2 separate regions of the Homo sapiens genome follow, and region 1 is linked to region 2. A link is an interaction called in ENCODE POLR2A ChIA-PET data of the cell type or tissue named here. Cell type or tissue: GM12878. All regions are shown on one strand. Region 1 has its middle 8.2 kb from the start of NT5M. Region 2 overlaps RAI1 (retinoic acid induced 1).

Region 1 (5,000 bases), 400 kb before region 2:
TGGGTTGTTCTACCTTTTAGCTCTTACAAAGGAAGCTTCTAAGGATATTTATGTACAAGTCTCTATATAAACATATCTTCTTTCCTCTTGGGTACACATCCAGGAGTGGAATAGCCAGCTCATACAGTAGGTATATGTTTCAACTTTTTTTTTTTTTTTTTTTTTTTTTTGAGATGGAATCTCACTCTGTTGCCCAGGCTGGAGTGCAGTAGTGCAATCTCGGCTCATTGCAAGCTCCGCCTCCCGGGTTCACACCATTCTCCTGCCTCAGCCTCCTGAGTAGCTGGGATTACAGGCGTCCACCACTATGCCCGGCTAATTTTTTGTACTTTTAGTAGAGACAGGGTTTCACTGTGTTAGCCAAGATGGTCTCAATCTCCTGACCTCATGATCAGCCTGCCTCGGCCTCCCAAAGTGCTAGGATTACAGGCGTGTGCCACCGCACCTGGCCTGTTTCAACTTTTTAAGAAACCATCCAAATGTGTTCTAAAGTGTGTTTGCACAATTAATTTCTCATCCCACCAGCTGTGTGTGAGAGTTCCAGTTCCTCCACATCTTTGCCAGCATTTTCTATGGTCAGTCTCTTTCATTTTAATCCTCCTAGTAGGTGTGAAGTGGTATCACACTGCGGTTTTAATTTGCATTTCCTTGGACTAATGATATTGAGCATCTTTTCATGTGCATATCGGCCATGTGTACATCTTCTTTGGTGAAATGTCTGTTTAAATAACTGCCACTACTTTAATGATACCCCAAAAATGTTGATGCATTGTATTTCTATTTAATTTATTAATTTATTAATTTATTGAAATGGAGTCTCACTCTGTGTCCCAGGCTGGAGTGCAGTGGCGCCATCTCGGCTCACTGCAAACACTGCCTCCTGGGCTCAAGCGATTCTCATGCCTCAGCCTCCTGAGTAGCTGGGATTACAGGAGTGTGCCACCATGCCCAGCTAAGTTTTGTATTTTTAGTAGAGATGGGGGTCTCATCATGTTGTCCAGGCTGGTCTCAAACTCCTGACCTCAAGTGATCCACCTGCCTCGGCCTCCCAAAGTTCTGGGTTATAGGCATGAGCCACCGCACCCTGCCGTATTTCTTTTTTTTTTTCCGTATTTCTATTTTAATTCAAGTCAAATCACCTTCTAATGTTTCTTTTAATTTCTTCTTTGATCTATGGGTTATTTAGAAGTATGTTTTAGTTTACAAATATTTGGGAATTTTTCAGAGACCTTTCTGTTATTGATGCCTAATTTAATTCTATTGAGATCAAAGAACATACTCTGTGTACTCTGAATCCTTTAAAATGTATTGAGGATATTTTTACAGCCCAGAGTATGGCCTGTCTTTTTAAATGTTTTATATGCACGGGAAAATAATGTCTATTCTGCTGCTGTATGGATGTCATAGAAATGTCAATTAGGTCAAGTGGGTTAACAGTGTTCTTTGAGGCTTCCATATCCTTACTTGCTTTCTGTCTACTTGTTCTATTATTAAGATAGGAATATTAATTTCTTTTTTTGAGACAGAGTCTTGCCCTGTTGCCCAGGCGGCAGTGCAGTGGCATGATCTCGGTTCACAGCAACCTCTGCCTCCCAGGCTCAAGTGATTCTCCTGCCTCAGCCTCCTGAGTAGCTGGGATTATAGGTATGCGCCACCATGCCCAGCTAATTTTTGTATTTTTAGTAGAGATGGGGTTTGCCATGTTGGCCAGATTGATCTCAAACTCCTGACCTCACGTGATCTGCCCACCTCGGCCTCCCAAAGGCCTGCTGGGATAACAGGTGTGAGCTACCGCACCCAGCTGGAATATTAAAATATTTGACAGTAATTGTGAATTTGCCTATTTCCCTTTGCAGTTTTATATATTATAAAACGGTGTTTCCTTTTATTCTACTTTTATAGTCATTTTAAATATATTATTCACATAACAAAATTCACTATGTTAAAGTGTGAGTATACTATATACATCCATATAATACAATACTACTTAAATTTAAATATATAATTCACGTAACACAATTCACCCATGTTAAAGCTGTGTTGCACAACCATCACCATTTAATTCCAGAGCATTTATATCACCCACCAAAGAAACAGTACACTTATTAGCTCTCCTCTCCCCTCCCCTTCCCTCCCCTTCTCTTTTTTCTTTTTTCTTTTCTTTTTTTTTTTTTTTTTGAGATGGAGTCTCACTCTGTTGCGCAGGCTGGAGTGCAGTGGCACTATCTTGGCTCACTGCAACCTCTGCCTCCCGGGTTCATGCCATTCTCCTGCCTCAGCCTCCCGAGCAGCTGGGACTACAGGCACCCACCACCACACCCGGCTAATTTTTTGTATTTTTAGTAGAGATGGGGTTTCACCGTGTTAGCCAGGATGGTCTCAATCTCCTGACCTCGTGATCCACCTGCCTCGGCCTCCCAAAGTGCTGGGACTACAGGCATGAGTCCCCGCGCCCGGCCTCATTCTCTTTTTTCTTTGAGGCGGGGCCTCACTCTGTTGCCCAGGCTGGAGTGCAGTAATACAGTCATGGCTCATGGCAGCCTCGACCTCCTCAGCCTCTCAAGTAGCTGGGACCACAGGTGTGCACCACCACACCTGGCTAGTTTTTGTATTTCTGTACAGATGGGGTTTCACCATGTTGCCCAGGCTCTTAGCAATTAGTTTCAATTTCACCCTTCCCACAACACCTGGCAACTACTAATCTACTTTCTGCCTCTATAGATTTGCCTGTATTCTGGACATTTCATATAAACAGAATCTTTTAAGACCTGACCTTTTGTAACTGGCTTCTTTCACTTAGCAAAACATCTTCAAGGTCCACCCATGTTGTGGCATGTGCCAGAATTTCCTTCCTTTTCAAGGTCATAGTACGTATATACCACTTTGTATTTATCCATTCATCTATCAGTGGATACTTGGCTTGCTTGCACCTTTTTTTTTGTTTGTTTGTTTGTTTTTGAGACAGGGTCTTGCTCTGTTACCCAGGCTGGAGTGCAGTGGGGCAATAATAGCTCACTGCAGCCTCTAATTCTTGGGTTCAAGTGACTCTCCCACCTCAGCCTCCCAAGTAGCTGGGACTACAGGTGTGCACCACCACACTTGGCTAATTAAATTTTTTTTTTTTTTTTTTGAGATGGAGTCTTTGTCACCCAGGCTGGAGTGCAGTGGCAGGATCTCGGCTCACTGCAAGCTCCGCCTGCCGGGTTCATGCCATTCTCCTGCCTCAGCCTCCTGAGTAGCTGGGACTACAGGTGCCCACCACCACGCCTGGCTAATTTTGTTTTTGTATTTTTAGTAGAGACGGGGTTTCACCGTGTTAGCCAGGATGGTCTCGCTCTCCTGACCTCGTGATCCGCCCGCCTCGGTCTCCCAAAGTGCTGGGATTAAAGGCATGAAACACTGTGCCCAGGCTTTTTTTTTTTTTTTTTTTTTTTTTTTTTTTTTAAAGACAGAGTCTCCTCTGTCGCCCAGGCTGGAGTGCAGTGGCATGATCTCAGCTCACTGCAACCGCCGTCTCCCGGGTTCAAGCGATTCTCCTGCCTCAGCCCCCGGAGTAGCTGGGACTACAGGCATCCGTCACCATGCCCGGCTAATATTTGTATTTTTTTAGTAAAGATGGGGTTTCACCATATTGCCCAGGCTGCTCTTAAACTCCTGAGCTCAGGTGATCTGCCTGTCTCCGCCTCCCAAAGTGCTGGGATTACAGGCATGAGCCACCAAGCTCGGCCAAAAAAATCTTTTTTTTAGAAATGAGTTCTTACTATGTGATTTCTTTTTCTTATGATATCTTTCTCTGGTTCGGTGTCAGAGTAAATTGGCCTCACAGGATGTGTTGAGACATGTTCCCTTCTGTTCGATTTTTTGGGAGAGTTGTGAAGGATTGCTATTATTTCTTCTTAAATATTTGGTACAATTCACCAGTGAAGCCATCTGGTCTTAGACATTTATTTTGGGAAAGTTTTTTAAAATTACTCATTCAATCTTCTTTAATGGTTATATGCATATTCATATTTTCTTTTTCTTTTTATTCTTGAACTAGAAAAAGAAAATGTGAATATGAGTCATGGGCTTTGGCAGTTTGTATCTTTCTAGTAATTTGTTCATTTCATCTAAGTTATATAATTTTTGGCATACAATTGCTCATAATATTTTCATATATATATTTTTCTTTGTTTCTCTAAGGTGGGTAGGGATGTTCCTCTTTCATTCCTGATTTTAGTAATTTGAGTCCTCTCTTTTTGTTTCCTAGTAAGTCTAACTAAAGGTTTATCAATTTGTGTTGGTCTTTTCAAAGAACCAGCTTCTGCTTTCCTTGATTTTTCTAGTCTCTATTGCCTGTATTTCTGCTCTAATCTTTGTTATTCTTTACTTTTGCTTGCTTTGGATTTGGTTGTTTCTAGATTCTTCAAGTGAAAGGTTACTAATTTGAGGTCCTTATTTAATATAGGCATTTACAACTATAAGTTTCCTCCTAAGTGCTGCTTTGGCTATATTGTGTAAATATGGGGATGATGTTTTTTCATTTACATTTTTCTCCCAATGATTTTCTTATTTCTCTTGTGGCTGCTCCTTTGACCCATTATTATTTAGGAGTATGTAATTAAAATTCCACATATTAGTGAATTCCCCAAAGTTTCCTCTGTTACTGCTCTCCAGTGTAAGCAATGTGTTGGACTATTTACTTTGTATGACTTCAGTTCTTTAAAATGTATAGAGGTTGGTTTTATGACTAGCATATGGCCTATCCTGGAAAATGTCCCATATGTGCTTGAGAAGAACATGTATTCTGCTGTTGTTCGGTGGAGCGTTGTTCTATAGATGTGGATGTCTATTATGTTTAGTTGGTTTAGTATTATTTGTGTTTTTTATGTCCTTGTGGCCTAGTTGTTCTACCGCTTATTGAAGGAAGGTATTGAAGTCTATTATTATTGGTATTATTATTAAAAACAGGGTCTCACTCTGTCACTCAGGCTGGAAGGCAGTGGCATGATCATACTTCT
Region 2 (5,000 bases):
ATTCGTTCATTTATAAATCACGTGTAGAACACCAGGGTACTGAGAAAACAGCCATGAATGAGATGCAGCTCTAATGTAGCATAGTGGGTATGCATATGTATTTTGGACTTTGCCTGGGTTCAGATCCAGGGTCTACCACTTGCGAACTTAGCCAAGTTATTTATCTCCTTTACTTGGTTCTGTCATCTGTAAAATGGGGGAACTGATAGAATCTACCTCATAGGGTGGTCGTTTGTTCAAGTCCAGCATCAGGTACATAGAAAGTGCCAGAGCATGGCCCTTCCTCCATTGTTGCTTTTATTTCTGCCCTGAAGGATCTCATGGACCAGCTTGGTGCTGGAGGAGGTCACCCTGGCCAGGCTTCTCAGTGACGGTTGGCATCCAGAAAGGGGTGCCAAAGCCCCCCAACTCCTTGAATCAGACCCTTCTATAGTGATCTAAAGCTGCTTCTCTGCTTGACTGTTGGGGCCTGATGCTGGGGAGGTCCTGTGAGGCCTTATTGACCTGGGAAAGTCCGCCTTTGTCTGGCGCCAGGTGTGCTTGATTTTAGAAGGAATTTCATTCCTAGCCGGGCACCGTGGCTCACGCCTGCAATCCCAGCATTTTGGGAGGCCGAGGTGAGTGGATCACCTGAGCCCGGGAGTTCGAGACCAGCCTGGCCAAACATGGTGAAACCCCATCTCTACTAAAAATACAAAAAGATAGCTGGGCGTGGTGGTGGGCGCCTGTAATCCCAGCTACTCAGGAGGCTGAGGCAGGAGAATTGCCTGAACCTGGGAGGCAGAGGTGGCAGTGAGCCAAGATGATCGTACCACTGTACTCCAGCCTGGGTGACAGAGCGAGACCTTGTCTCAAAAAAAAAAAAAAAAGGAATTTCAGTCTCAAGTATGAAAGCAGAAAGTGTTTCCTGATTGAGGACTCCTCACCAGCCGGAGGCAGCAGGACTGCCTGCCTCTGTGTGTCTTTAGGCAGGTTCCTCAAGCTCCCTAAGCCCGTTTCCTCCTTCATCAAAGGCGAAAGTAATAGTACCTATTTCATAGTTTTGTTAAGAGGATCAAATGAGATAGGGCCTCTAAAGCACTTAGCCAGTCCTGGGCACAGAATAGTGTGCTTAGTAAATATTGTGCCTATTAGTGATAATCAGAATTCTCAGACAATGTAAAGTAAAAACCACCTGAAAGATTTCTTAGGAGCTACAGCTTCATAGAGATGTGAAGTTGTAAACCTCCCAGAGCCCAAGTGGACAAAGAATTGTTACAGCAGCTGGAGAGACAGGAGACCCAGAGAAGCTTAACTCCTGTAGCAAAGTCACCCAGCATTCTGGCTTGGGGTGGGCAGGGATGGGGAATCAGAGCTGGCTTTCAGTCTGGTGCTCTCTGGTGCTTTGATAGTGATTCCTTCAGCAAATAGCTATGGGCAAACAGCATTGATGCACAGCTGAGGTCATATGGGCCTGTCTTCTGGAAGCTTCTGTTCTGATAGGGAAAATGAAATTTCTACATGATCATGATGAGAGGTAAAATAAAATCACATGTTCTATTAGAAGGGTAAAGTCATCGGGTATTCACTCATTCAAGGGGGCTCTGTGCCAGGCTGTGGAGCAGTGGGTCTCATTCGGGGGCGATCTTGTGTCTCAGGGGACACTGGGCCATGTCAGGAGACATTTTTGGTTGTCTCAGCTGGGGAGGTGCTGCTGGCATCTAGTGGGTAAAGGCCATGGATGCTGCTAAACATCCTACCGCACAAGGCAGCCCCCGGAACCACACACCAGCTGGCCCCTGATGTCCATGTGCCGAGGGTTGAGATCCCTGTCTTGGGAAGCAGCAGTGGCCAAGCAGATGGAGCCCCTGCCCGTTTGAAGCATAGAGCGTGGTAGGTGAGCAGACGTTACAGAAATGATTGCCTAGATATGGATTTATTTGTAATGTGAGCTATGAAGGAAAAGGTAGCGGGAAGAAAGAGGGATGCGAGCCCTTCTACTCTTTTAAGGGAGGGCCTTTGGGGAGGTCTTTCCAGCTGAGGGCACAGCCCAGGCAAAGGCTCAGAGGCAGAAAGTGCAGGAGTGTGTTGTGGGTGGGGAGGCTACCAGGCACCTGGTGTGTGCCCGGGGAGAAGTCAGAAAAAGGCCTGGCCTCGGGGGGCCCAGGAAGTGGCTTCCAGAGGTGGGGAGAAGGCAAAAGAGAGGACTAAACCCTTTAGTCTGTTTGAGGGAACTCCAGCCCCCAGCATGTTGCTCTCTGGGGGATCCAGCAGGGCCAGGTGGGCAGTGGGAGCACCCTAGCCCCAGGTGCTACCTTCCAGCCTGGGGCCAAGCCTTTTCCCTTTCTCTCATTTGCAGCTTTCTGATAGGTGGGAAAGAGAAGCAGGAAAAAAGAGCAGAGGAAAAACAATATTTTCATTTCAAACACAGATAGGGGTGAGGGAGGCGGGAAGTAATCTGGTTTATGATACCTTTGAGACAAGCACAGAAAATCCCCACCGTGGCCCGAAATAGCACTAAAACAGACGTTTTGCCAAATCAGACTTAATTGAGTGGCTCTCTTCTTGACTCCAGCAGGATGTGGCTGGAGCTGGCTTTGTTCCCTTGGGGTGACACTGTCCCCTGGGGCCCCTGCCCTGGCTAATTAAACAAAGAGGACCTGGTCTCCTAGGCAGGACAGGAGCCTGGGGAGCTGAACTTGACAGCCCTTGGCCTCTGCCTGAGAGGGCCAGAAATGGTTACAGGGGTTGGGAAGGTGGGGGGTTCCTGACAGGAGGGCCAACTGAGTGAAAGCATTGGTGGGAGAGGCCTGGTTCCTCTAATATGTGAATATCTGTCTCTTTGGATGCTGAAAGGGATGGAGAAAAGCCAGCATTGAGTGCCTACTATTGTGCCAGGCATTGGGTGGTCCTCGCTAAGTCTTATTAACTGCCCTATATCCATTATCAAGGAAACTGAAGCACAGAGAGGTTAAGTGATCTGCCTGAGGTCACACAGCAACCAAGTGGCAGAGCTAGGATTAGAAATCACATCCGCAGGCTCCAAAGCCAGGCCCTGCCTGCTGCTTACCCCCTTCCCCATGTTAGTCACTCATCCATTCGGGAGCTAATTCCTGGCTATGAAATAATATTGTGACCTTGTGGGAAGTGAAGGCTTGCAGTCAGACAGCCATGAGCTTGGCTTCTGACCAAAGCAGTTTTTCTTTTCATGGTTTTCTCCCTCAGAACCTCCTCTTTCCTCATCTATCAAGTGGGCATAATCATGCCTTTATCCTGGAGTTGCTGTAAGGGTTAAATTCAGCACAGAAAGGGATGGAAGGGGAAGGAGGAGGTCCTTGGGCCACCCAGCTTGGCAGGGTGCAATAAAAGAGTCCTAGGTAGAGGGAGCCAGGCAAGATTGCAATATCTCTGTGCCTATCAGTGTTGGGTTTCTTTATTTGAAAGGGGAGAGAGGGCAGACTCCACTCTGCAGGTAGAGAAGGTGGTGTGGAATGCGGGTATTTATTTTTCTTTGCCTGTGAAAGCCCTGTTTTCGCTCAGGCTGTGTAGGGCTTCCCGACACTGCCATGGGTGCGCACATCTGCACACTCTGGGGTGCCTGCCATGCAGAGGCATCTGCCCAGGGTGGGCACTGAGGGCATCCACCATGTGACGCCCCCGTGCAGCCTGTAAGCTCTCATCACAGTGCCTGGGATACCTGGGAGTCCCCAGAAAGAGTGAGGATGGGTGAGGGCCATGAAACCAGGGCATCATTCCTCCACCTCCTCTGATCAGGCCCTCCTGGTCCCATTCATCTCCTTATCTCCTGGCAGCCAGTGGGTTGCTGGGAAGGCAGGGGCAGCCTTCCTGATTGACAAACAAAACAAGCTTGATCACAAAAGGAGAGGGGAGACTGGCTGGGCCTCTCCAGCTCCCCTCCCCGTGCCCCAGGCATCTTTCTTGCTCCACCCAACTGGCACCCTACATTCTAAGATGCTGCGAGGGGGCTCCAAAGCCATTGTCGAAGGTCAGGCCACCCAGGCTAGGAGCCCCTTGCACTGGGGAGGTGGATTCAAGGAGTGATGGGGTTGCCATGAGGCGGCGCTTGCTGCAATGGCCGCCCCTCCTTCCCTTCAGCTGGCTGGGCAGGCAGCTTGGAGAGGAAGCCAGGCGGCAGGTAGCTGAGAAAGACATCGGATCCAGGGGGAGCAGCAGAGAAAGCAAACAAACAGGGCTTTGTGTGGCTGCAGATTGGCGGCTCAGAAGGGAAGCCAGGCCTGTGGTAGGGGGAAGGGAGAGGAAGGAACGGGAGACCAGGCCATTGCTCTGGGCCAGAGATCGGCGGCTGGACCAGCCCGGGCTGGGCGGCCGGGAAGTAGCGAGTGCCACTACGTGTGGACAGGCATCTGGAGTCACAGCCTGGCCGAGTCCCAGCTCTGCCACTTCACTCCTTAACAGATCTGGGCTTGTTTGCCCACCTAATCTGGGCAGTCATTCACACGTAGGACTCGCTGGCTTAGGAGGAGAGTCACCTGTCCTGGCCCAGTCAGTGTCTGCTCTCATCCTACCCTTGTCCCGTCATTGCTGGCAGGACACAGAATCAAAGGGATTCAGGGTCTCCTGGGAGCTGCTAGCCTTGCCGGGTCTCCTGGGAGGGCAGCGACTTCTGCTTAGATCTGTGGGCACTTTGGAGTCTTTGACCGGGGAGGCAGCCGTGCTGAGGGGAAACGGGTTCTCTGCCCAATAACGGATGCCTGGGGTGTAGGTGGGCAGAGGCTGGCATCAGGCCTGAGGAACCAAACTGCCCCCTCCTCGTCGCGGTGGAGACGCACGAGGTGCGGGGAGGAACATAGCCAGGAAGACGGGCCTTCCTGTGGGGAGGGAGGGGCATCTTTTCTGGGGTGTGAGTCACATTCTGGATCCCAGCGAGGGCAGCCCCCAACCTGGCCCACCTCTCAGAGGGCTGGGAGGGCCCGGGCCTCGAGGAAAGGCATAGGTAGGAGCTGTCAGGCCAGACGCCCGGGCAGCTCCACGCTCGCCTC

Evidence for each region. ChIA-PET counts read pairs that join two places held together with the same protein. Peaks named below come from ENCODE experiments on the same cell type or tissue, not always from the same donor. Only the 100,000 strongest peaks of a DNase experiment are listed, where the experiment ranks them.
Region 1: POLR2A ChIA-PET joins it to region 2 with 6 read pairs; 3 of 35 experiments call an interaction of 5 or more read pairs at or near these places.

The regions. Positions count from the first base shown.
Region 1 is chr17:17,292,691-17,297,690 of GRCh38, forward strand. No RefSeq gene overlaps it. Among named protein-coding and RNA genes, the nearest start is that of NT5M, 8.2 kb to the right of the region's middle. RefSeq lists an enhancer at 2,711-2,770. In GM12878, no CTCF peak of the experiment used is centred here; no DNase peak of the experiment used is centred here.
Region 2 is chr17:17,689,537-17,694,536 of GRCh38, forward strand. All of the region lies in intron 1 of RAI1 (retinoic acid induced 1), which reads left to right. Among named protein-coding and RNA genes, the nearest start is that of RAI1, 11 kb to the left of the region's middle. RefSeq lists enhancers at 3,420-4,134, 4,135-4,847. In GM12878, no CTCF peak of the experiment used is centred here; a DNase peak (open chromatin) is centred at 2,545; H3K4me3 peaks cover 3,145 bases; H3K27ac peaks cover 4,986 bases.